Linked DNA regions of Homo sapiens: regions 2, 3, 4, 5 and 6 are each linked to region 1. The links are chromatin contacts, found by Hi-C or POLR2A ChIA-PET in ENCODE. All regions are on one chromosome and are shown on one strand. The core of a region is the stretch at or near the end of the contact, and the rest is flanking DNA. Distances in the headings are between cores, read along the strand shown. Region 1 has its middle 81 kb from the start of LINC02240. Region 2 overlaps ZNF608 (zinc finger protein 608). Region 3 overlaps ZNF608 (zinc finger protein 608). Region 4 overlaps LOC124901056 (a long non-coding RNA gene). Region 5 has its middle 78 kb from the start of ZNF608. Region 6 has its middle 96 kb from the start of ZNF608.

What was found. A loop is a pair of places that touch in the nucleus more often than their neighbours do. ChIA-PET counts read pairs that join two places held with the same protein, here RNA polymerase II (POLR2A). Pooled maps may share reads with other maps.
Region 2: a loop to region 1 is called in a map of ascending aorta, with 2.3 times the contacts of the local background. The contact joins two enhancer-like sites. A Hi-C loop is called at or near these places in 2 of 168 maps with a recorded cell type or tissue (Calu3 and ascending aorta) and 1 of 50 pooled maps. POLR2A ChIA-PET finds 5 or more read pairs at or near these places in 2 of 52 experiments (Caco-2 and MCF 10A).
Region 3: a map with no recorded cell type shows a loop between it and region 1 (20-fold over the local background). The contact joins two enhancer-like sites. A Hi-C loop is called at or near these places in 18 of 37 single-sample maps with no recorded cell type and 5 of 50 pooled maps. POLR2A ChIA-PET finds 5 or more read pairs at or near these places in 2 of 52 experiments (WTC11 and activated B cell).
Region 4: a map of chondrocyte shows a loop between it and region 1 (2.8-fold over the local background). The contact joins two enhancer-like sites. A Hi-C loop is called at or near these places in 3 of 168 maps with a recorded cell type or tissue (Calu3, ascending aorta and chondrocyte) and 2 of 50 pooled maps. POLR2A ChIA-PET finds 5 or more read pairs at or near these places in 1 of 52 experiments (MCF 10A).
Region 5: a map with no recorded cell type shows a loop between it and region 1 (5-fold over the local background). The contact joins two enhancer-like sites. A Hi-C loop is called at or near these places in 1 of 168 maps with a recorded cell type or tissue (endothelial cell of umbilical vein), 4 of 37 single-sample maps with no recorded cell type and 4 of 50 pooled maps. POLR2A ChIA-PET finds 5 or more read pairs at or near these places in 2 of 52 experiments (MCF 10A and Panc1).
Region 6: a loop to region 1 is called in a map of MCF 10A, with 7 times the contacts of the local background. The contact joins two enhancer-like sites. A Hi-C loop is called at or near these places in 1 of 168 maps with a recorded cell type or tissue (MCF 10A). POLR2A ChIA-PET finds 5 or more read pairs at or near these places in 4 of 52 experiments (MCF 10A, OCI-LY7, Panc1 and 1 more).

The regions. Positions count from the first base shown.
Region 1 is chr5:125,410,334-125,414,133 of GRCh38, forward strand. No RefSeq gene overlaps it. Among named protein-coding and RNA genes, the nearest start is that of LINC02240, 81 kb to the right of the region's middle. RefSeq lists an enhancer at 1,333-1,832. Within about 2 kb of position 1,803, at least 17 of the 41 ENCODE cell types and tissues checked have a DNase peak (open chromatin) inside an H3K27ac peak, as active enhancers do.
Region 2 is chr5:124,675,500-124,679,299 of GRCh38, forward strand. The region is part of intron 3 of ZNF608 (zinc finger protein 608); the gene reads right to left. Among named protein-coding and RNA genes, the nearest start is that of ZNF608, 69 kb to the right of the region's middle. Within about 2 kb of position 2,097, at least 12 of the 41 ENCODE cell types and tissues checked have a DNase peak (open chromatin) inside an H3K27ac peak, as active enhancers do.
Region 3 is chr5:124,704,136-124,707,935 of GRCh38, forward strand. All of the region lies in intron 2 of ZNF608 (zinc finger protein 608), which reads right to left. Among named protein-coding and RNA genes, the nearest start is that of ZNF608, 41 kb to the right of the region's middle. Within about 2 kb of position 2,101, at least 9 of the 41 ENCODE cell types and tissues checked have a DNase peak (open chromatin) inside an H3K27ac peak, as active enhancers do.
Region 4 is chr5:126,000,794-126,004,593 of GRCh38, forward strand. The region is part of intron 2 of LOC124901056 (a long non-coding RNA gene); the gene reads right to left. Among named protein-coding and RNA genes, the nearest start is that of LINC02039, 180 kb to the right of the region's middle. Within about 2 kb of position 1,803, at least 14 of the 41 ENCODE cell types and tissues checked have a DNase peak (open chromatin) inside an H3K27ac peak, as active enhancers do.
Region 5 is chr5:124,822,964-124,826,763 of GRCh38, forward strand. No RefSeq gene overlaps it. Among named protein-coding and RNA genes, the nearest start is that of ZNF608, 78 kb to the left of the region's middle. Within about 2 kb of position 2,098, at least 2 of the 41 ENCODE cell types and tissues checked have a DNase peak (open chromatin) inside an H3K27ac peak, as active enhancers do.
Region 6 is chr5:124,840,495-124,844,294 of GRCh38, forward strand. No RefSeq gene overlaps it. Among named protein-coding and RNA genes, the nearest start is that of ZNF608, 96 kb to the left of the region's middle. Within about 2 kb of position 2,153, at least 3 of the 41 ENCODE cell types and tissues checked have a DNase peak (open chromatin) inside an H3K27ac peak, as active enhancers do.

The DNA of each region.
Region 1 (3,800 bases), core at 553-3,052:
ACCCAAACAGAGTGTATTAAAAATGAAACAGAAGGAGCCAGGTTTGTCTCAGGCTAGTGCTGTTACACGCGTAAGTTTCAGACATCCCCTGAATACAAAATGATTTTTTTTCCCCCTGCATTGACAAAAGTCCGTCTTGCAGGGGGAAAAAACAGTAGAGAATAAAACAAACAAATCCACACAAACACACAAATCTAGTTTCATGCTAGATGTATCTGTTGTGAAGCAATATGTTGGCTGAATAGGGAAAGTCAGGTGAGTTAAAGTCTTGTGGCAGCCTGATTTAAACCATGGCTACACAAACCAGAGCCCTGTCCAGATCTCAGGAAAGTGAATTATATATAATAACACTTACAGTTTCCTACTACTATTAGATTTGCCTTCTTACATAAATGCTTAAGTTATGATAAAAAACAGGGCCATGTCAGTTCCTTTCAGTCTCAGCACATTTGCTATTAGCATAAGAAATGCTGCTTATGGCAGAGCTAGTCGGGCTTGAAATTTCTGAATTAATGGATTTGATTTCCTCTTGAGACAAACCATCAGCCTTGCAGTAATGGAAATAGATATAGTTGGTAAAACAAATAAAAAGCTGGCATGCAGATAAAATGGGTTTCGGTTTAAAATAGTAATGTTGTAATTGAAGTGAACAATTACAGGGTTGCTCCTAGGCACAAAAGAAATACCATGAAAATGAAGTAATGTTTTTGTTAAGTATAGTCATTTCATGAAAATGTAGAGCTGCAGATGTCATTGTCTGCCAAAGGGAAAACTATACTTATTCTTCTATACAAAGATCATTTAATAACATTTGGCTAATTTTAATAATAATTGCTAATATTAACCCTATATTTCACTGGGAGTTTGAGGACAAAGGCTCCCTCCCCCGCCCTGTTCTTTCCCTGTCTTGGTAGTGAGCCAGGGAGAGCAAGTTCCTGTAAAAAGCCATTGGCAATGTGCTATCAAATCCCCACCCCCAGCAGCAGTCTACTCTTTTTTAATGTCTTATTTCTCTTTCTTTGTCAAGCATCTGTTATCAGGAATGGAGCCTGTTAGCTGGCAATTGGAGGTGCAGGAGGAACTGGAATAAAGAGGGGAAGGAGAGTGGGAACGCCAGGCAGGACAGGAAAGTGGGCTCTGGAATGTTCACATTTGATCCCCTGCACATTCTTTCTTTTTTTTTTTTCCTTTGGTCTGTTGCAACTTGTCTGTGAACCATACGAAATTCAGAATAGAAACTTCCATTTTTAGAACTTGAAATCTTTTCATTTTCATACACACACAAACGGAGGCAGCCAAGGCCACAGGATATCACAAGAAACATAAGTGTCTCATTGACTCTGAAAAGACAGTGACACAAATACACTTTCACAAAATGCTCAGCTGGGTCCCAGCCTGCCACTTGGCCCTTTCTCCCACTCCTCCGTTTCATTGCATTGAAGGAAGAGACATGCACTGTGTTTCCTCCTCAGGTTTTAGTAATTAAAACAATATTGTAGCTCTTTGAAGTTTTATTTGGAAATATACTGCGCTTTGTTCCCTCCAATGCTGCCTGGCTCACACAGCCTATTTGGCGCATTTGGCATCTCTTTATCCAAGGGAAGCGCTTTTCCCGGGGTTGGTATTTTTTTTTTTTTCTTGGCATCACAGCATTGAAGAAGGCACAGAGGAGTGAGAAAATGAAAGTCCCCCTTAACAAAGGATTGAGCTGTGACTTCTTAAGAGAAAAGGTTAAATTGACTGGCTGCGTGTCTTGGAGTGAAACAGGAGAAGGGCTGCTTCCCTTTTTACTCACCGCCAGTCAGAATAATTCATTTCCTAAGGCAGCCTACCTGTGACAGTCACAGGTGACCTCCCAGCCTGCTAAGCTCGGATGATTTCCCCTTCCCATTGCCCGAGTGCAGCTCCTGCCAGAAGACAAATGTACTGCAAGTCGAAGACATATCTGTAGTGCGGAGGAAAAGCAGCCTGTCTACATATGTCATTTTAAAGCCTCGCACGGAGATTTTACTGCTTTCTTCACACTCTCACACTTACATAAATACACCCACACAGTACAGGCAAGTTCCCCAGACTCCCAAGCGTTTCTCTCCCATTAGGAGACATTTTAAAACAAATTAGCACCCTCCCCAAAAGCCTATTGGCCTAAATGTGTTTATTACTTTGTTTGCTGTTTTAAAAACTCTTCCTAAAGGCGTCAAACGAGGCTGGGGAGTTCCTACAGAATTAAGCACACCCTTCGTCTGTTGAGGAATATACACATTCGACAAAGACTGAAATCTCTCTTTTTTTTTTTCCTCTTGACACAGCGGCTGGTGACACATAAATGTACTTTTTTTCCTTTGACAGAGTAATAAAAATCTCATTATCTCTGAATAGGCAGCAATTTCGTTATCTAATCTTTTTACCAAAAGGTTAGTTAATTAATCAGAAACAAATCCTGATGATTATTTCAATAGAATTAGAAAGACAAATCACCAGAGTACAGCTAAATAGGGCAGGCCTGCGGTTTCACCTGCTCATTGCCATGCAGGCCCCGTGACTGTCAGGGCTCCTCCAGGCAGACAGCCTCCGGAACAGCAGCCAGCAGATGGCTGCGCCGAGCGGCCAGCCTGCCTCCGCTCCAATGCCTGTGATCCCATTACCTCACTGAATCCGTTACCAGGGTAACTGTTAAATTGCTGTGAAAGGCATGGTAATAAAGTAACCTGTCACATTGGCAATAAAAGGAGCAGAATTTTCCTGTTCACTGAACTTTGCAGCTCATCAATACTCACTTGATGGAGAAATTCACCACTACTCCTGGGTCAGCCACAGGAATCTTTCCATAAGGCTTCTGAAATGCAAACGAAAGTTTATGTAAACACAAGAAAAGATAGAATTAAAAGCTGGATTCTTAGCTGCACAGAGCAAATGCTTCTTTTTCTGTGCAAGGGCTCTGGGAGCTTGAAGAACATCAGATTGCTCCCTTTGTTTTTGTTGTTTTTTAATTTAAAGCATGCTAGATAAAAATAACCTTTGCTGGGGAAAGACAGCTGTGATTAATTCAAGACTGGGAAAACAAAGCACGAGGAAAAAAATCCTTTGTTCCTAAAATCTGTCTTTCTTTTTTTCAGATGCTATCTTACTGGCTCTTTTTATTAAAGGGTCAGGGTGCTTTAAAAAATGATTTGGATTTGAGAGTTTTTTTTTTTTTTGTTTTTTTTTTTAAGAATGGAGAGCCTTGGTTTTCATAAGCATAAGGAGTTGAAAACAGCAAGCCCCCTTCTTCCAGCCCACCCCAACAGTTAGGGCTCATCAGTTCTAACTGCAAAGAGATGAATGTGTTCTGAATGTATGGTGTGGTTCTGTCTCCCCCTCCTTCTATAAATGCCCTTCAAAGATTTCTATGTCATGGACTCTAGTGGTGACGCTACCAGGTATAAGATTTACTAGAGTTAATTGAGTGGGGTTCTTTGAAGTAAGAAAAGAGAATAGCCAAATGCTTTCTCAGTATTAAAGAATAAGCAATAAGTTGAAAACCCTATTTACCTCAATTACATTTTGCAGCCAGACCTACAAACATACATGGAAAGTGGGAGTGGGGTATATCTATGCTGCCCTCATTACTAGGCATTTGCAGACTTCACGCTTTTGGCTCCATTTGGTGCTGTCATTAATTAGTCAGTATTAACCTTAGAATACTTTAGAGCTTGCCTATTGAAATAACTTTGGGCACACTCCTTTTTCTCCCTCCCTCCCTTTCACTTGCAAGTGCTTACAGCTTGTTAATAAAAAACTGACAGTATTTCTTTGACCAG
Region 2 (3,800 bases), core at 847-3,346, 730 kb before region 1:
AACACATTCTCATAATAATGTTTCCATTTTTTATAGCAATATTGTATCCGTTAATATTTTATGTTTACTAAATCCTTAATCCCATTTTATAGACAGAAAAATAAGGCCTAAAGAGTTTAATGACTTGTTTAAATGACTCTTGTCCCTGTCAGGATTCATTCCATGAGACTACGGCCATCATTTTTTTAGAAATACCCTTAATCTATCTGTTATTTAAGGGAAATTCACTTTCTCCATCCATTTTTATGCTCTGCCCCCTCACGGCGTTAGGCACTTCTAGGTGCTTGGAATACAGTAGCGGACAAGACAGACTCCATGCCCACATGGGGCAAGAGAGATAATAACCAAGCAAGCAGCTATAATTTTAAGTACTAAATTCTTGATGAAAATAAGGCAAAGGTTTAGGAAGTAATAGGAGAGAGACTATTTTGGAAAAGGGAGTCAAGAAATGCCTTTCTGGGAGGTAGTATCTCTGCCAAGAGCTAAAAGACATGAGACAGCTGGCCACACAAAGGCCTGCTGGCAGCAAGGAGATGGGCTGCAGAAGTAGAGATGTAGCATTCTACTTGTTCAACAAAGCCTGTCTCAGAAGTCATACTTGAAAAATGGTACATATTTATTGAGAACTTAGTGTGTTCTCAACATTAAATGAAGTCAAAGAGATGTCATCAAAGGCCTTTGGTGAATGCTACTGGAGAGAAGTAACCAGAGAAGCCTAGAGCCATCTGAGGGGCGAGTGCAAACAATAAACGCTCTGTGAACCCAAGAAGGAGAGGTGAATGCAGCATATGGAAATGAAGTAGGCACTTCTTGGAGGTTTTCTTTTCCTTCTGTTTATCTTTCTGATCTTAAAATTCCATTTGACTCTTCAAGCTGTAGTTTTAACAAATATTAATGAAATGCATTTTGCAGAAGCAATGACTTATCTAGACCGCTATTAAGAGCAGACAAACAAAGCTCCTGTTCCTTTACACTATTGTGTAAATATGGAACTTTCTTTGAAGTGTGTAACAAAGTCATTTTATAATCTATAATACCTAAAATATTTTGTGACGTACCGTGTTAGCAAAACAAATCTTTAAAAAAAAATAGCCGCACACTATTTAAAGTAGATTGGTTTGTTTAACAACTGGCTTAGATACCAGGAGAAAGTGTGTGAAATAGTAAAGAACTGGCCACAACCCAAAAGTCCATGGGCACAAGAATGGATAAATAATAATGGTATATTCAAACAACATGATGCAGCATTAACAGTGAACTCATGCTTCATGTTGAGTGAAAAAAGCAAGTTGGAAAAATATACCATATGTGATTCCATTTATGCAAAGTGCAAAGCCATGCAAAACTAAGCAATGCATTATTTAGGAATTTAGAGGTATATGATAAAACATGGGAATAAAAACCACAAAATTCAGGATAGCGGCTATGTAGGGAGGGCAACAACCACAATAGGGTTAAGGAAGGATCACTGAGGGGTTAAAAAAGTCCTGAAAGTGAAATTTTCTATTACTTAATCTAGTGATAGGAAATATACGTTTGCTTTCATGTTGTTTCTTATATCTTATGCATATGTTTTAAAATATTATTTTGCATATATATTTAATGTTTAATAAGACAAGATTTTAACTGATTTAGGAAGAACTCAGATCTTCACCCAGATACATTCATGCTTGTTTCACATTTGTCTATAAATTCCTTTTCTTAAGCTTAAATTTAACATCCTTTCTTGCATTTATTCAATATTTTGGTGAACACAGCCTGAAGGAAAAGAAAAATAATCCCCCCCTTTGAAAGGGAAAACATCTTAAAACACAAAGTAAATTGTGAATGAAAACAGTTTTTCCCTGAGGAGCCATGGGAAACTGGAGCGAGAACTCTCCTCTTCTCCTCTTCAACTGAACACACAGTCTATGGTGTCCTGATCTGTTTGACATAGGACACAGCACAGGGTCTGTAAGGAACACTGCAGCAACATTCGCGTACAAGGGTATACTTTACAGGAAACCAAGGATTAATTTTCCCAAGGCTCACAGGCAAGTACTTCCAAAAAAGGGAAAAATACAACTATTACATATCCGTGCAAATCAAAATTCATAGAACAGTGGCAGGCAGCCAACCCAACTATTTCAGGTCTGCTCTCCCATCTGCTTGGCCTGTTAACTGTCGGAAAATACAAGCAAATCGCTTCTTCTGCAACTAATTCTCAATAGGGCTCCTAAAAACCAGACTCCATGATGCAACTTTAATAAGACAGAACAGCTTATTATGATCAATAGAGCAAAGCCTTCCAGCAGTTGCAAAGCCAAAAGCTAGCTCAAATGCCTCTTTGGTGGACACAGAGCACGAACACCACCCTTGCCCAGCACTGCAGAAGGCCCCGAGCCAGAAACACTCAGACACCAGGAAGCAGCTCTCAGTCCTTATTCCTCTCTGCAGATGAACCCAAAGGCGTTCTCATCCTGCTAGATTTTATTAGCCCCAATATATGGTAATTAATTTACTGCAGGCTCTTAATTCATAAATGGATCAAATAAAGCCTTACATGGCTTTTGGCAGCCAACCCTTACTAAATTATGGTGACTAGAAGTTTGTTCAAATGCTGCCCGTAAGTCAGCCCCTTCAGCTTGTAAAGTTCAATTAGAGAGTTCTTAGCTTATTGTGTGCCTTAAAGCTTCAAAGAAGGCATTATTCATGCCTTTTCCACCACCAAAAAAGGAAAGCTGGCAATGAAGCAATTCCTAGAATGTTGATCCAGGCATTACCAAGAAATCTTAAAACTTCAACTCTCAGTACCCAAAGGCCTCCACTTTGGGACAAAAATCCCATCAAATTGTAATAGACTAAAATTAATCTAATTAACTATGGAAATCCACATAATAATGAAATGGCTGACCAAGAATGCACAAATAGAACCACCTGGCAGAGTTTCTTTTTCTACATTCCCCTTCTAAGTGCCACTGATAGGTTCCTGTAAATGTAGTCTAAACAGACGGGGGACTTAACCGGAGGCCAGAAAAGGACAACTTGGAACTGCCATTCCCACCACAATGGGCTGCCATTCCGTTCCCATGCTCACATCTAGACTGGCAGGCAAAGCCAGGGGTGTCACTTGCCAAAGGTTTGAGTCTGGCTAGCATTTTCTGAGGGTGCGTGTTAGTTGATGTGTGTTTCCTTTGTATGCTGTCTACTTCTGCCAGGGCTGATGACAGCTCTGCCCAGGGCCCATGAGCCAAAAGCTTTCCCTCTGATTCTTCCTTTCCCAACAGGTAAGTGACTGGACTCTAGTGCTCCTTCCTGTGGGCTGTTCTGTGGTTGCCCTCAGATATGAAAAAAGATTGGTGTATTTTCCCAAGAGTACACCATTAAGTCAGAAAAGTCCTGGGCAACAAATCTCCAGGTCTGTCTGCAAAAAGAAGAATTTGGTCCTGCCAGTTCAGTAAACACCCCGGCCTTTCTTATTGCCGTGCAGCAGACTTACATGAAGGAGCAAGAAAACAATTCCACTGTGAGCTACTGCCGGGGAAGCCAAGGCTCTAAATCTCCTTGAAGTTGAAAACAAATTAGCAGCTTTGCCTGCATCAAGCTGGCCATCTGAAAGGAGGCTTCTTTTCACTCCAGCATTACAAACTGTGCTCCTCGAAGATAACACTTTTAAGGATATAAAAACGTTTCCTTCAGTTTACTGCCTGTCACCTATTTACTCAACTGGCAGAACAGCACGGACTCCATGCAACAAGCTCCCTCTGGGTGCCTGTGTAGGACTTGAGCAACATGGGAGGGAGCGGGGACAGAAGTGGGAA
Region 3 (3,800 bases), core at 851-3,350, 710 kb before region 1:
TCAGAGAGTTTGACTATAAATATACACTTAATCATAAATAGCACTCCGATGTGATAATAGTCTTTAGACTATTTAAGGCTTTTAAGGCTTAAACCTGACAGTTACTATTGTTTTGAGGTTCACATCTTTGACTTGCACAAGTGAATTTCTTCGTTTCTTCACTGTAGTATCGGCTTCTCATGGTGGCTCAGAACTGCCACTCCCATAGGTACCAGACCAGCACTACCAGTGAGAGGAGAACCAAATGAGAGGAGAATCGCAGTTTCTCCCCATTCACTGTGAGATGTCGGGATTGGGGAGGAGGTGGAGCACAAAGTCTCCCCGTGTGGTCTACCATAGGCCCCTCTTCCTTAGAGGTCGCCAGCAAGAACAGGATTTGCAGGTGGGGATTACAGCCACTCCCAGAGGTGTTTTTATTTGGCAGGTATGTTACTTTTTAAAACATTCCAGTTTTTTTTAGCAACACTTTAATAAATTAGGAAAGAATTTAAATTTCTCCTATTTCGTAAAATAATTATTGGATTATGTGCTCTCCTGGGCCCACATTCCTCATGGCATCAACTGACAGAACTGAGCTTCACTGCAGCCTTGCCACGTGACTTGCCCAACCAGAGAATGCTGGAGTTTGTGCTTCCACCCTCTGCCTGAAACAATCACAGAATGTCGCCTAGCCCAACCTACTCAGTCGAGAGAAAACTGTGGCCCATATTTGTACAAGTGTAATAAGCTGTCTCTAGTGGCAGCCTAGGTACACATAAAACGATGGCATCCCACAAGCAGAAAATTGACAGGAGTTCAACATACACTGGGAAACAGAAGAAGGGTGGAAGGGAAGTAATTCAAAGAGTGTGGCCAATTCTTTCTGCTAGGTAAGAATTTCCCCCCAAAAGGTTTCAGTTCTCTTGTGTATCTCAGTGTCAAACGTGAAGTCACATGTATCATATGTAAAGGAGGATTTTAAAGCATTTTCAGTAGTTATTTTTGCCTTATACAAAAGATCAACTCCACTGCACCCTGGTTTCTCAGGTCAGTGATCCATACACTGAACCATAATTTCTTCAGCCAATGAAGGTCATTAAGGCAGAGGGTGGCAACAGTTTCCACAAGGACTCCCTCCAGTGAGGAGGCAGCATACCAGGACTTGAACCTCTGGTTCTGTTAGCAGACAGAATTGGGTTCAAATGCTGACCCTGTCAGTACTTGCTGTGTGGAACCCTGAGCAAGTTACCGCGCTTCTCTTCTCTAAGACTCAGTGTCTAGTTCTAAGAAATGGGAGTAATAATAACAATTACCCCCACAAGCGTTGCAGTGAAGACTCAGTGAGATAATCCGTGCAAAGTGAATGCTCAGCATAGTGCTTAGGTCAGTAAACACTGGCTTAAAAGTCCCTGGTCTGATATTATAGTTCCCTAACCCTGCACCCAACCTTCCAAAGCTCCTTTTTATATCCTACTATATTTAACATAAATCTATAATCCCCTCCAAATGCATGGTTAAGTGCAATTAAAGTATGTTAAAAATACAAGAAAGGGGGCTTAACCTTGAGAAGCTCAGCCTGGGGAAATACTGCTTCTTTCATACACTGACATCTGGCAGCAGTCAACTGGCTTAACCCACCTCCATTTTACAATTTTATGGCAATGATGGGATCACCATGAAGGCCCTGATGAGTCCCGTACTACTACAGAATCTCCTCCTCCTAATCTCTAGTTGCAGCTTTTTCTCATGCACTGCTGCCCTAACAGTCAGCTCACCTCAACTCTTATCACACATCCACCCAATAATTACTACACACCTGCCATTTGCCAGGCACCGTGCAACCTGCTAGAACAAGAGTGGCCCAAACAGACCAGGTCCCTGCCCTTCTGGACTGACTGTGTAGTGGGCAAGACTGTGACACTGGTCAGATAATCATACAAATATAGCAAAATTACAAGGATAATTGTAGAACTACAACCAAAGGAACTTTCATGGTGGCCTGAGAGCAAAAAGTAGCGTGTTAATGGAAGACAGGGTGGGGCAGGGATCTGTCTTCACTGGGGGTTGGAATCCAGCTCTACTGTTAGCTACAAAACCTTAAGCAAGTAGTTTGATCGCTCTGGGGAATCAGTGCCTTCATCTGTAAAACGGAAATAACATCTGGCTCATGTGACTACTACAGAAGATCATACAAATAACTTTAGCTCAGGGCCTGGTAGAAGGTAGCACTCAATAAACAGGGGCTATTGCTATTGTCAATATTAGTATCATTATTACAAATATATCTGAGACCTGAAATCGATAGGTGGTTTGGCCCTATGGGACCAAATGCTAGTATTTGCTACATTCAAAGGCAATTCACAAGAGGCAACAACAAATCCCTTTCTGAGGGGAGAAACACTAATATAGTTCTAATCAGATATTCCTCATTTAAAAATCAGTGGGGGATTATTAGTCTAATAATACTAACAACTGGAATAAAATATCAGAATAGAGAACTGGCCTGTTTTAGCAATGGTTTCTTTGTCAAAGCTCTTTTCTGTCATCTTGATAGGACACTGATGTAACCTATTAGAACCCAAAAAAAGAGGAAAGCAGGAAAGCAGCCATCTCCACTGGAAAAAAAAGACCCATAAGTCTAACAGCTGGTGGTGGCAGCCTGTCAAACCGAGGAAAGTTAATGTCAAGAACAGACGCGCGGCAGTCTCTCACTGTTATTTTTGCATGATTATTCCCAGGTGTTAGTGCATGCTGAGCAGTAGCCTGGCTATTTATCACGCGAGAGAGCCTAAGAGCATGGGAGGGGGAGCAGGGAGGCTGAAGGGAGGCAGGGAAGAAAAGGTTATTTACACAGAGAGCGGCACTTAGTGTGTGTAATCAGAGGGCTGGGTTGGGGGCGGGCAATCTGCAGGGAAACCCTGGCAATATTTTCTCCGTTCACCTTCTTTCAAGGGCTTCCTGAGTGCTGATGGGCAAGGAAGGATCCAAAGCTGGAGTGTTGGTGGGGACAGCTTTTCATCACTGGGGCATTTCACTGTGTTGGTCAGTGATGCTTTCAGTACCAGGAAACCGACAGCCAGTGAGGATAGGTGGCCAGGGTAGGGCTGGAGAGTGCTCCCTCGAGCACTCCTGCTCCACCCAGACCCAACAAAGAGACATTCAGGTGGCTCTGCTGCCAGGTAGAAGGAGAAGGCGAAACCCAGGACTGCCGAGAAGCAAGCCTCCAGAAGGCAGAGAGATTCCCTCCTTTACCTGGGATCAGGTCTAAACCCTGACAGGGAAGCTTGCCACAGCTTTCTCACGTCTATTGCCAAAAATATCCACACCGATCCTGCTATTAACCCCTCAATCCCGGGATCACCAACAACCAGAGGGGGAATGGTGTTTTACTTTGCTCAGAGCCAATATTGTTATAGTCTATGAGAATGCTGGGGCACGATTACTTAATGTTCACGTTTTCTCCATATCCTGGTATTGGGCTGTTTTATGAGATTGCCCATAGTCACCTCTTCATTTAAAAAGCATTAGAAAGAGACTCCACTACTACGTAGGGGAAATCACAGCTCTTTAGAGGCGACCACTGCTGCAGTCTCTTACTTTGCATTTTAACCACCCTTTTTCTGCCTGACGTCACTGCTTCTTTAGCAAAGCAGGGGAAGCTTTAAAAACCATTTCCTTAAATTAGGCACTGATCTTTTCTCCAGAACTAATCATTGAGGCTGAATTTCCATCCCTAAAGGACAAACCTGTAACAACTGAATTTTGGTCACTTCTAATTCTGCCTTTTCGTAAATGTGATGGAGACAACTCTTCCTTTCAGA
Region 4 (3,800 bases), core at 553-3,052, 590 kb after region 1:
GTGTCTCTAGAGAATTGTGCTATGATTTCCAAGGAACAGAAAATTCAATAAACTAAAACAGCCTGAGTTAGATTTCTGCCTTCTGTATACTTTGGACATTTTCCTAAAAAATAAATAGGTGCTACCCTTCTAAAATATTTTTCTGACATGACTTTTCTGTTTTTCTTCTCAAACTGTAGATTTTAAGATTGGAATGGTAGAATTCTTATTAAATTATATATTAAAAATATAAAAAGTCCCTTTCTTTATATAATAAACAGTCTTTTTCCAGGTCTCAGAGGTAAAGTTCCTTTTCTATAAAAAGCTGTAATTGTGGTTTTCAAAATCTCATTAAATATTTAGATCTGTTAGAACACAAGTGTTTTCTGTTGAGGTTTAAACACATTCAGACTAATTATTTCTAATGTTTTGACCATTGTACAAATACTTGCAGTATTAAATAGCTAATAGCATAAAATAAAAAAACAAGTCATGTGCAGAAATCATAATTCCTTCTGGATTTTCTTTCATCCAGATATTTCTGGGTGAAACAAAAATAGCAATACAATGTATTTTTTAGCAATATAAAACATTAAATGAATATGATTCAAGGTACAAATGTTACTTTATATAACCTTGTTTTCTGTGTGTCTGCATTTATATGACCATAAACACAAGAAAATACTCAAGGTCTCAAGCACACTAAACCCACTATGACTCCAGAATGGATAATTTCCTGGCATTTTAGTAATTTTAGAAGGGGAAACCACACTACAATATTCTAAAGGAAATATTCTGCCAATACCACTTTGTAACAAAAAGACTCAGTAATTTGATCATCTGCCTGTAAGGTGAAAAAAGAGTTAGAGAAAATGACTAAATGACTATCTTCCAGAACTACTATCCTTTATTCATTATTCCCTTTTTAAAACGCTACATAATATAGGAATACAGAAAAGCATAAAAGCAACTTTCCTGTTCTAAAGGTAACATAGTCATTTTTCTTAAATACTCCCTATGTTGCAGGTACTGTGTAAAATATCTTATACACATTATTTCCTTTACTTCTTCAAGCACCCCCAGGGGGCAGATTCCTTATTATTACTCCATTTTATAAATGAGGAATGAGGAGCCAGAAAGGTCATATGTTCACTGAAGATCATTTAGCAAATAGATAGAGGAGCTAGGTTTCTAACACAGGCATTCAGACTTCAGGACCTGGAACACAGGGCCTTCCTCACTTAGATTTAGATTTCGAAAACCTACATATGGATGTTAGAATGAAAACTAATACAGGTCAATCTAAAGAATACTAAATAAATTTAAGTTTTGTTAATGGTTTGTTTAGGGACTAAGAAATGCATTCATTTGGGAAATCTGTTCTGAAATTCCTTCATTTAAGAGTACCCCCCCAGGATAGAGCAAAGTCTTCTGTCCCCAGTAACACATTACTTGTCTTTAGAATCATACGCGATTTAAATCATCTCATTGTTATTATTGTCACTCCATTGTCCACTGGCAACTCAGAGCCACACTGTCTCTGTGTTCAAAGCAAATGTTTATCAAATCACGCTCCAAGGTTTCGTGAAGGCCCTGAAAGCTGAGAGAGGAGGAACTAAAGATGAAATGGGAGTACTGAATGTGAGTCTCAAACCAGGAGGGAAAAAGGTATTGCCCTTGAATTCTGGCCCACACTGAAGTTTCCGGTTCCAATGTCTTTGTTGCTTTTTCTAATTTTTTGGCTGAGAGCTCGTGTGCTTTCCTCCTCCCAGGGGTTCTGCTGAGCAGGCCTGGTTGGAAGAGATCCCAGGCGAGAGCAGAGGTCTGAGGATTATTGAAGTGGTTTTCTTTTTAATCACTTATAAAAACAGAGACAAAGCCAATCACCAGCCATGTGATTTGCTCTAAGTCACTGGGCCTCTAAATTCCCTGAAGAAAGCCAGAGTCAGCTCTTTCCCAACAATGTGATATTTTGAGCTTCTCTCAATTTGAGAGCCTTAGACCTCTGGAAAGGGGAGGGAGAGAGAGAAAAAAACATACCTTGAACACATGAACAAAGTAGGGACTATAGTGAAACTATCATGCTCAAGCACAGGGGATAAGCCTGTGTGTCTCTGCCCCTTTCCAGCACTTTGAAAATTCATTTTCACTTTATTTCCTAGTTGATAAAACTCAGCACAATCTCTGTTCCTTCCTCTCATCACCCTCTGATTTTTCTTCTATGGGATTTGCAATCAGAGTTCCTTAAAGGGTAAATTAGGAACAGAAGATGAAGAGACTAAGATAAATCTGGTTGCATTGGTCCTTACCAAAATTTAATTAACTAGCATTTGAATAACCACTATCCAGGCAATGATAGGGAACAGAAAAAAGCTCTGGAAAAGATGGGAGAGATGTCATAACTTTATTGTAATTCTTTTGTATGATCAGTGTTTCCACATCAAGTTCTCACCCCCCAAAAGGACAGCAATAAATCCTGATGATTAACAAAAAGAATTAATTTCATTTTGTTGTATTTTGTAATTTTCAAGACTTAGCCCAGTTGAAAACATACATTGCCACCACTTCAACCAGCCCACCCCCACTTTATAAAAGAAAGCAATCTGTACAACCAAACCAAATGCTTTCCATTTTTTTTCTCCTCTCAGAAACATCAGCAGACTTAGTCAAGCACAGGCTGAGTGCCAGCCACAGCAAGATTATGCTAACCCCAAGATGTGGGAGTTGGCTGTGTTCCTCTGAGGCTTGCACAGAATGGTATTAAAAGTAATGAACACACAGAGAGACCCTGCAGGGCACGCCATGGTTTGCGTTTATGCCTCATTGGAACACTGCGGGTATTAGCAATTCTTCTAAATCTACATGTGCATGGTGTTTTCTGTTTTTGCACATGTACTGACTTGCTTCTCAACATATTTGAACCTTCTTTCCATTTTAATTGTCCAATTCCCATACTCTAAATCTACGTCTGCTATCCCCCTCTCCCTCCTCCTCCCCCAAAACCTGTACTATAACCAATTTGATAGAACTTTTAAGTTCCTTTCTCAGTGAGGTCCCTGTCATCTTTGGAACAGATGATACTTCATGTCATACCCTGAGGTCACACAGACAACTTGAGAAGTTTCAAATTCCATTGCATATTTAAATTATGGTTATAATATTTAGAATCCATCCTACAGGTTTATTAATTAATGTATAAAATGCAGCTTAATATCACAAATAGTAAGTACCTAATAATTTGGTTGAAACACTCACAGTCCTTAACATTGAAGAAATGTTGCACATATAATTTTATGTTCAAAAACATATAAGCTAGATATACTAAGGTAATTTGAGATTAGAGAGTATCAATATTCCAACATTTACTATGCATTGAGACTTACACTTTTTGTTCAATATGAAAACTGATACAACTGTCAACTTTGCTTAATAGAGAAAAGAAACAAATTAATATAGTACTGCAGTAACCCACTTGGTCTATTTCAATAATTATGTTTTATTTGTACTTCTAATCTTTAGAAGGCCCAGGAATCACATTGTTTTAAATAGTTTATAAAAAAACAAGACAGCAACAACAGGAATGAAATCCCCAAAATCAAGAGCACCATGACACAACTTTCCTACTAGGTGACTCAGATCAATTGAGTGGATCTTCTGAATAGAATTGTAATATACACGCGTCTATGGAAGCTTTGGCTCAAAGTTCAGTAAATTCCAAGTGAAGTAAGATCTTTAGTGGAAGAAAACAAATCACTAGAAAATTCATGGTCATTACATGGTTAATGTTAGTGAGTTAATAGTGAGATTACCTCTGATTTAGG
Region 5 (3,800 bases), core at 848-3,347, 590 kb before region 1:
CTAGGAGAGTAAATTTCATACGTCTCACCATAAAAAATGATAGGGAAGGTAGATGATGGATATGTGAATCAGTTTGATTTAATCATGCCATGTTGTGTACATATATCAAAACATCACATTGTACCCCATAAATGTGCACAATTATGATTTGTGAATCAAAATAATTTTAATACTAAATTTTTAAATTTCTTCAGGTACCTCAGAAAGGACTCTCTTTCATTAAGAAGTATAGAAAGTGTTTATATATATGTGTCTACTTATGAGGCTAAGAGGGAAAATGTGTTTTTATTTAAGCCTGCCGTTTAAACAATGGAGAGAATAGGCCATCCATTAAGAGTTTGATCCCATCCAACTAGCATCATGTATGAGAACTTATTTGTCCCTTTCACATTTATACTCTAGCCCTGATTTTGCTTGGCAACTTACTGGAGAATTTTCAGTATCTTGAAAGCTCCTTAGTATTTTGAGAATGGCACTGAATTGTTTCCCTTGTAACAGATTTAGCAAGTGAAAAATGGAGGGTTTTTTTTCCCCTCATTTTCAGACATAATCTTGGCAGAATGTTTAAAAGAAAGATAAACAAAATGTCAGGAACACTTACAAAAGAACACTGCAACAGAGATGCAAGAGGTGGCAGGGAACAGAATAAATGGATATTGTCATACAGATGGCAGCTGCTGCTAGATTGTCCAATACAGTGATATTTAGTTTTCTTCCATGGACACTGAACTCGTTTCAAATAGCCCTGACACGGCAAAAGTGGAAAGGAAGCGCCTTTCCTTTTCTTCTCTGCCACATGGGGTAAGTCATAAAGTCATTCTTGGTACCACGGACTCATCTATTTCCAGAGAGGTTATGAGTGTAAGTGGGAGAATAAATGTTTAGCTTCCCAAATCACCTTGTTCCCTGGGAGGTTTCATCAAACCTAGCAGAATCTGTATGGATGCTCCAAATCTGTCTGTTCTAAGCACCCACAGATGTTTTCTCTTGGCACTCATAATAAGGATCTAGGATTAAATGTTACCATTTAATAATTAATTCCATTCAAACTCTCCCTCCCTTCTGTTGAAGGCTGGCACTCTGGTATAACTGCTGATGTGCTGACATCCTGGAACACCCGAAGTGCTGATTTCCATGCTATTTGTAACATTATATTCAGGATAAAAGTACTTTAATTTCCCAAGATGTAGTATTGTAGTTTTCATAAACTGGACCATATGCTGGGATGTGTTCATACACCTGCAGTTAGTTACATTTATATGTAAAAGTTGTCAGTTGATTTCTTTCAAAGAAATTGAGAATGTGGATTCTCTAACATTCTCCTAAATTATTTTCAATGTGAAATCCCTATGCCTTTATTAGACATATAATATGTTATCACAGAATTATACAAGACTCCTGTTTCTGAATCAGGAATCATCGTCCTCTTTTAAATCACACTACACATCTATAAAATTTTAACATTTGAGGAATCTGAGTGAGAGGTATCCATATAGTCTTTATATTATTTTCTCAACTTTTTGGTAATTCTGAAGTTATTTCAACACAAATCATTAAAAAATTACACTAAATATATGAAGTAGCTTGGTATATTCTTTTAAAATAAAACATCTTCTGTTTTATCTAAAAAAATCTGTCATTTTATATACAGAAAACATGTAGTTTAAAGGTTCTACCCCGCTACCTATAGAAACATAAAGTAACAGATATGTTTGTTGTGTAACTAACAAGGTCACAGGCTGTTCAGCTGCTGGAGCAAACTCGATTAAGCCCGTGATAATCTTTTGAAAGATTGTAATTTATCTCCATTTGAAGGGCATTATCTTAGTTCTTCAGCTATCACAGGGAGCAAGGGTAACAAATATTCAGTGATGAATTTTTGAAAGCTGTAGTCAGATCTTGTTCTCTTAAACCCTTCTAAAGGGCTGTCAAAAGGCAATGAAATAAAAATTGTCAAATTTATCCACAGACTTACATAATGGCTGTTATCTGAGAAAGTGGTTTATGATTCATACAGTCACTACCTTTACTTAAGCAATTTCTTGTTTGTGTTAGATTGAAAACAATCTGTTCCCATTGCTCACGTGGGAGAGATTACCACAAAAGGCTCTTGTTTACTTGCAATAAGAAGCTATGAGACACAAAATCCATGAAGAGGGGATCTATACTCTCAAAACAGTGTGGTACTTTCATTAAGGGTCAGCATTATTGACCACCTTTTTACCGTGTTTTCTTGATTTAAATGTAGATTTTGGAGTCTACAAGTAGCTTTGAATATTTGAAATGGATTTTGAAACTAATTTTTAAGGAGGACGAGAGGAAAATAACTGATTTAGTATCTTCTGCATGGTAGGGGCTCTGCTTGGTAAACAGGTTATTTTTATTGAATTTTGCGAACAACTCCCATGAGGTATATATGATTTACATCTTACAAATAAGCACATTAAACACGGAAGCTGAAGTACACAGCACCCATTCACATTGTGAAGTCATTGAGAATTGAATTGGGGAAATATTCACCACAAAGATATATCTTTCCACTACTATCTATGCTTGCAACTGTTTGTATTTTCTTCCACTTTCTGTTGCTTATAACAGAATACCTGAAACTAGGTAAATTATAAAGAAAATGAATTTATTTCTTATAATTATGGAGGCCAAGAAGTCCAAGATCTAGGGGCTGCACCTGGCGAGAGCCTTCTTGCTGCTAGGACTCTCTACAGAGTCCCCAGGTGGTGCAGGGCATCACATGGTGAGGCGGCTGAGCATGCTAGCTCAGGTCTCTCTTCCTCTTTTTATAAAGCCACCAGTCCCACTCCAGTGATAACCCATTAATCCATGAACCCATTAATCCATACATAGATTAATCCATTAAGGATGGCAGAGCCCTTATAACCCAATCAACTTAAAATTTCCACCTGTCAATACTGCCACATTGGGAATTAAATTTCCATGTGGGTTTTAGAGGGGATAAATGTTCAAACCCTAGCAGTTTTAAAAATGTTTTTGTACAATTTTGTCCGATCATTTGCTCAAGTGAGTGATTTTTTTCCCATCTATGCTGAGAACAGTTTCTTTGAGGTGCAATATTGCTATGATGTAGATATTCAAGTGGCCTGAAAAGCCTCAGTAACACTCAGTAAGTGTGGCCTCACTGATTCTCAAAAGAGTAAAATAAAAGTGGGGGATGGGGAGGGAGAAGAGGAACTGATAGGCCATTCCAGTGTCTTGTGTATTTAGAATGCACAGACCCACTAGCTTTAAAATATTACTTTATGTAACTTAACTTTTTGCTAGTTAGACTTGGGAAGGGTGATGAGAGAGATGGAGTATGGCAAGAGTAGTGTAAGAGACATACAATTCAACTTTCTGTAAAAAAGTAAATGCATAATCTTTATACACGGTTTTTCAGTTGTCTGTAAAGCCAACCACATAATTAGGCCAAGTTATTTGAGCACAGGAGAGAGACCAAGACTACCTTGTATTTTTGATAGACTTGGTTTAACTTAAAAATGGAGAATGACTAAGACAGGCTTATAAACATTAAAGTAATTTAGAAACTTACATATTTACAAATTAAATGCTTTTACCCACAAAATATCAAATGCAGCATAATTATGCTATTCATAAGATAGTAATAGGATTAAATTTTTTTTTTTTTTGAGACAGAGTCTCACTCTGTCACCCAGGTTGGAGTGCAATGGCATGATCTTGGCTCACTGCAACCTCCGTCTCCCAGGTTCAAGTGATACTCTTGCCTCAGCCTCCTGAATAGCTGGGATTACAGGTGCGTGCCACCA
Region 6 (3,800 bases), core at 903-3,402, 570 kb before region 1:
GCCGTGATGCAAATGATGAGCCTGAAGATTAAGCTTCATTACACGGTAAATCCACCTCTGGACTTATATGCATAAAAAACTGGAATATGCATCTGTAGTAACTCTCCCCATTAGAAGATTTATTTGTGTGTGGCTTGTGGAAATCAGTTTTATTACTTAGTCATGTTATCTAGAAAAAGCACTGGGGAAAAATCATATATTGATGAATTAGTGAAAGATTTTGCGCAGCACATAGCAGTGGACTTTGTGGAATCACTATGTGGCCAATTTGATTCTACTAGGAGGACGGCTGGTACAATTTTAGAGTTCTTGGTGACTAACCATTATCATGGTTATTTAAAAACAACAACAAATTAAAAAACAGTTAATTTTTGTTTTGCTATATAAATTAAACCTTGACTAGGATCTTCAAATTTATTGGTTGCTTTGTACTGCAAACTAGTTTACTTGATCACATTTATGGATAGATAAGTAATAATACCAGGCAGTTTATACCATGGTCAAATACACAGCAGAGAAAAGCCAATACTACTATAATCACAGATGAAAGAAATCCTGAAATCCTGTAGAATCTGGAGAAGACCTCACGGAAGTGGTGGGATTGAGTTTTACAGAAAGAGTAAGTGTATGTTTTAAACAGCAGAAATTATCTCAATCCTGGTGGCAACATCTGTTCTGGGGGTAAAGAAGAGAAGAGTTTCACCAAAATAGCAGGTCTCTGTGAAAGGAACTTATGGATGTCCATTTCAAAGAATAGAGAAAGGCCATATTATTAAAAGAAAAGGGCATTAAAATCAAACTGAAAGTCTGGGTTTCAATGTCAATGCTTTTTCAAAGTGTGGTCTCTACTCCAACAGCCTCATCCTCACCTGAAGCATGTTATATATGTAAATTATCAGGCCCCACTCCAGTCCCACTGGATCTGAAACGGTGGAATGGGGCTGAGCGAACTGTTTTAGTAAGCCCTCCAGGTGATTTTGATGCTCACTGGAGAACGATGCTCTAAATGATATGAAGCTGCAGATTTCTGAAAGGTATGTAAAGTGATGTTTCTGTAGGATTAAGGTGGCAACTGTGGTTTAGATTGGATAGAGAAGAGATTGGAGGCAGGAAAGTCTATTTTAAAACATAACATCTTAATCAGCATAACATATATATACTATCATACCTGCTGCTGAATTCCAAAGCTGTTCTTTGTCAGGGTTTTAGCATCTTCATTTTGTGCTACAACATATTATGTTGTGGCAATATACCTTAGTGAGCCTGCTTTAAATTATTTAACAATCAAGTAAATGCTTTCATTTTATTACAGTGAAAGCTAATTTAATGACTTTTAGCTAGTAACTAGTAGGAGGAAACTCCATCTTTGCACAAAAAACAATAAAAATCCAGCAACCTTATAAATATACATCAGATAGATGGGGGACCATTTTTAGGTCATGAATTTGCATTATTTAAGAGAGCTTTAACAGAGACTCTCCTTCCCTAGACATAATAGTTTCAAATAAACATGTGCGAACTTGCAGTACTATGGGTTGTTTACGAGAGAGGGAGTGGAGAAAACGGAGAGAGAGGACAGAGATAGTGGTTATTCTGAAGAGCGAATGAGAGAGTGGGGGAGCAGAAGAGTGACGAGAAGAAAATGAAAGAAGAAAAATGCAGCAAGAGTATAAAAATTATGTGCCTTAAAAATCAGATCCATCAGCCATTTGGTCTCAGTGGATTAGTAGAGTAGGGAAGCCATCTGCCTAGAAGCACTTGGTAATGAGCAACAGCTAGAACCGTCCAGTTGCAAAGAACTCATGCTTCTGTGCCTCAGGGCAAAAAATGACTGTAATGCTGCTGGATGGCCGCCCTTTAAGTGTTTTCTTAAGTTTGAAATCTTGGCACTTTTTATTTATCCATCTATAGAAAACCTGCTGTGTGAGAACCTCGCAGCAAATGTACTTATGGAACCCCATGTGTGAAGTGATATTGTTTACATAAGGCTTACACAATTTGAGAATAACGCAATTTGACAGAAGAGACAGGTTGATGAAATGTCTGTGGGTTTTTTTTTTTTTTTTTGGCATTATAGTTGAGTGGGTAGAACATAGCCATGGGAAAGCCGAGAGCTGGCCCCAGTTTCTGGCTCTGTTACTGACATCCTGTATGTTTCAGGGCAAGAGACATGGCTTCATCCCCATATCCGTTCTAGAGCTGGACGGGGGGCAGAGGGGTGCAAGGGATTGATTGTACATGGCTCCAGCACTTTTATCTTTTATAAGATGAGGAAAGTTATCCAACAGATAACTTCCAAGCCACATGTGCCACGGGCAGTCTCCCCTCAGGTTAGGATGTAAAAAGAGAGCCTGTCATCAAGACCAAAACTTGAATATTGTTAGTGTTGGAACTGCATGGAGCAGCTGGTCAGGGAAGTAGGGTGGAGGCCTGGGAGAGTGTGATAAGAAAGGTCATGCTTGGTGTGGAAATTGGTAGGACTCTGGAATAAGTGCCCAAAAGCATTAGGCAAGTTGCAAGGGCCTTCGGCTGGAGAAGAGACCCAGAATCAGAGCACACCCGTGAGTTACGGTAAAATCAAGGCAGTGGGACCAACCCTGGAGGTGGTTAAGGAGCGAGGAGGGCGTGGTAAGGGAGTAATGATCACATGTACCCAGGGTTCACTAAATGCCAGGTACAGATTCAGCACTTTGACTATATTAATTCATTTAATCATCACAAACCCTCATGAAGTAGTACTATTATAATCCCCATTTTACAGATGAGCAAACTGAGGCACACCAAGGTTAAGATGATAGCATTGGTAGTGGCTTAAAGGCTGAGCATTTGGGCTAGCTCCTGGCACTTCACAGGAATGGAAGAGGTGGGGTGAGGTAGATTTATGTGTGTAGATCAGAAATAAAGTTCCCAGTACACAGGTTAACTCTGTGGTCCAATCAGAAGGCTTCCTGCACACTTCCTGTAAGGGTGCTAGCCAAGTCCAGAATGTGAAAGACTTATAGTAGAGCAGTTTCTCACCTCTCCCGACTCAGAGAATAGCGGCTGCGTGAATCTGTTTTACCACTCCAGGCCGATCCTGCCACTGTGATGCTCTGCCAGGCCTGGGAGACAGGAGATTGGTGGCCTCTGCACCAGTTTGGGGAGAGTGGGCTCGGTAGCATTACAAAACCACAGACTTACACAAACTCTGTGTTTACCCAACAGAAAACGAAGTGGAAAGTTTGCAATTATGTAGCTTATTTGAACCAAGCAGTCATCCAAACCGGGTAATTTGACTCTCAGACATAAACCGGTTACAGTAGAGAAGGGTTGAAAATGTGTTTCTCTCTCTCTGACACACACACATACACACACACACACACACAAAGCTTTGTTTGAGTAAAATGCAATTTGAAAACCTCACTTGAGTAACATAGTTGTTGAGATTCTTTTAGCTAAACTGTACTTTCAGAAGAGTAAGGCAGTGTACAATTTTGAAGAATAACACTTTAATATATTGCCAAAGCTCACAATGCTTACGGTGATACTACAGGTGAATTCGTTTCTCTTTTCAGATAGAATATAACCTGCAAAGATCCTTGGAGCATTCATTTTTCTATTAATTACTTCTTTTGAAAAACACAAGTTGGGCCGGGCATGGTGGCTCACGCCTGTAATCCCAGGACTTTGGGAGGCCGAGGCGGGTGGATCACGAGGTCAGGAGTTTAAGACCAGCCTGGCCAAGATGGTGAAACCCCGTCTTTACTAAAAATTAAAAAAAAAAAAAAATTAGTTGGGTTTGGTGGTGGGCGTCTGTAATC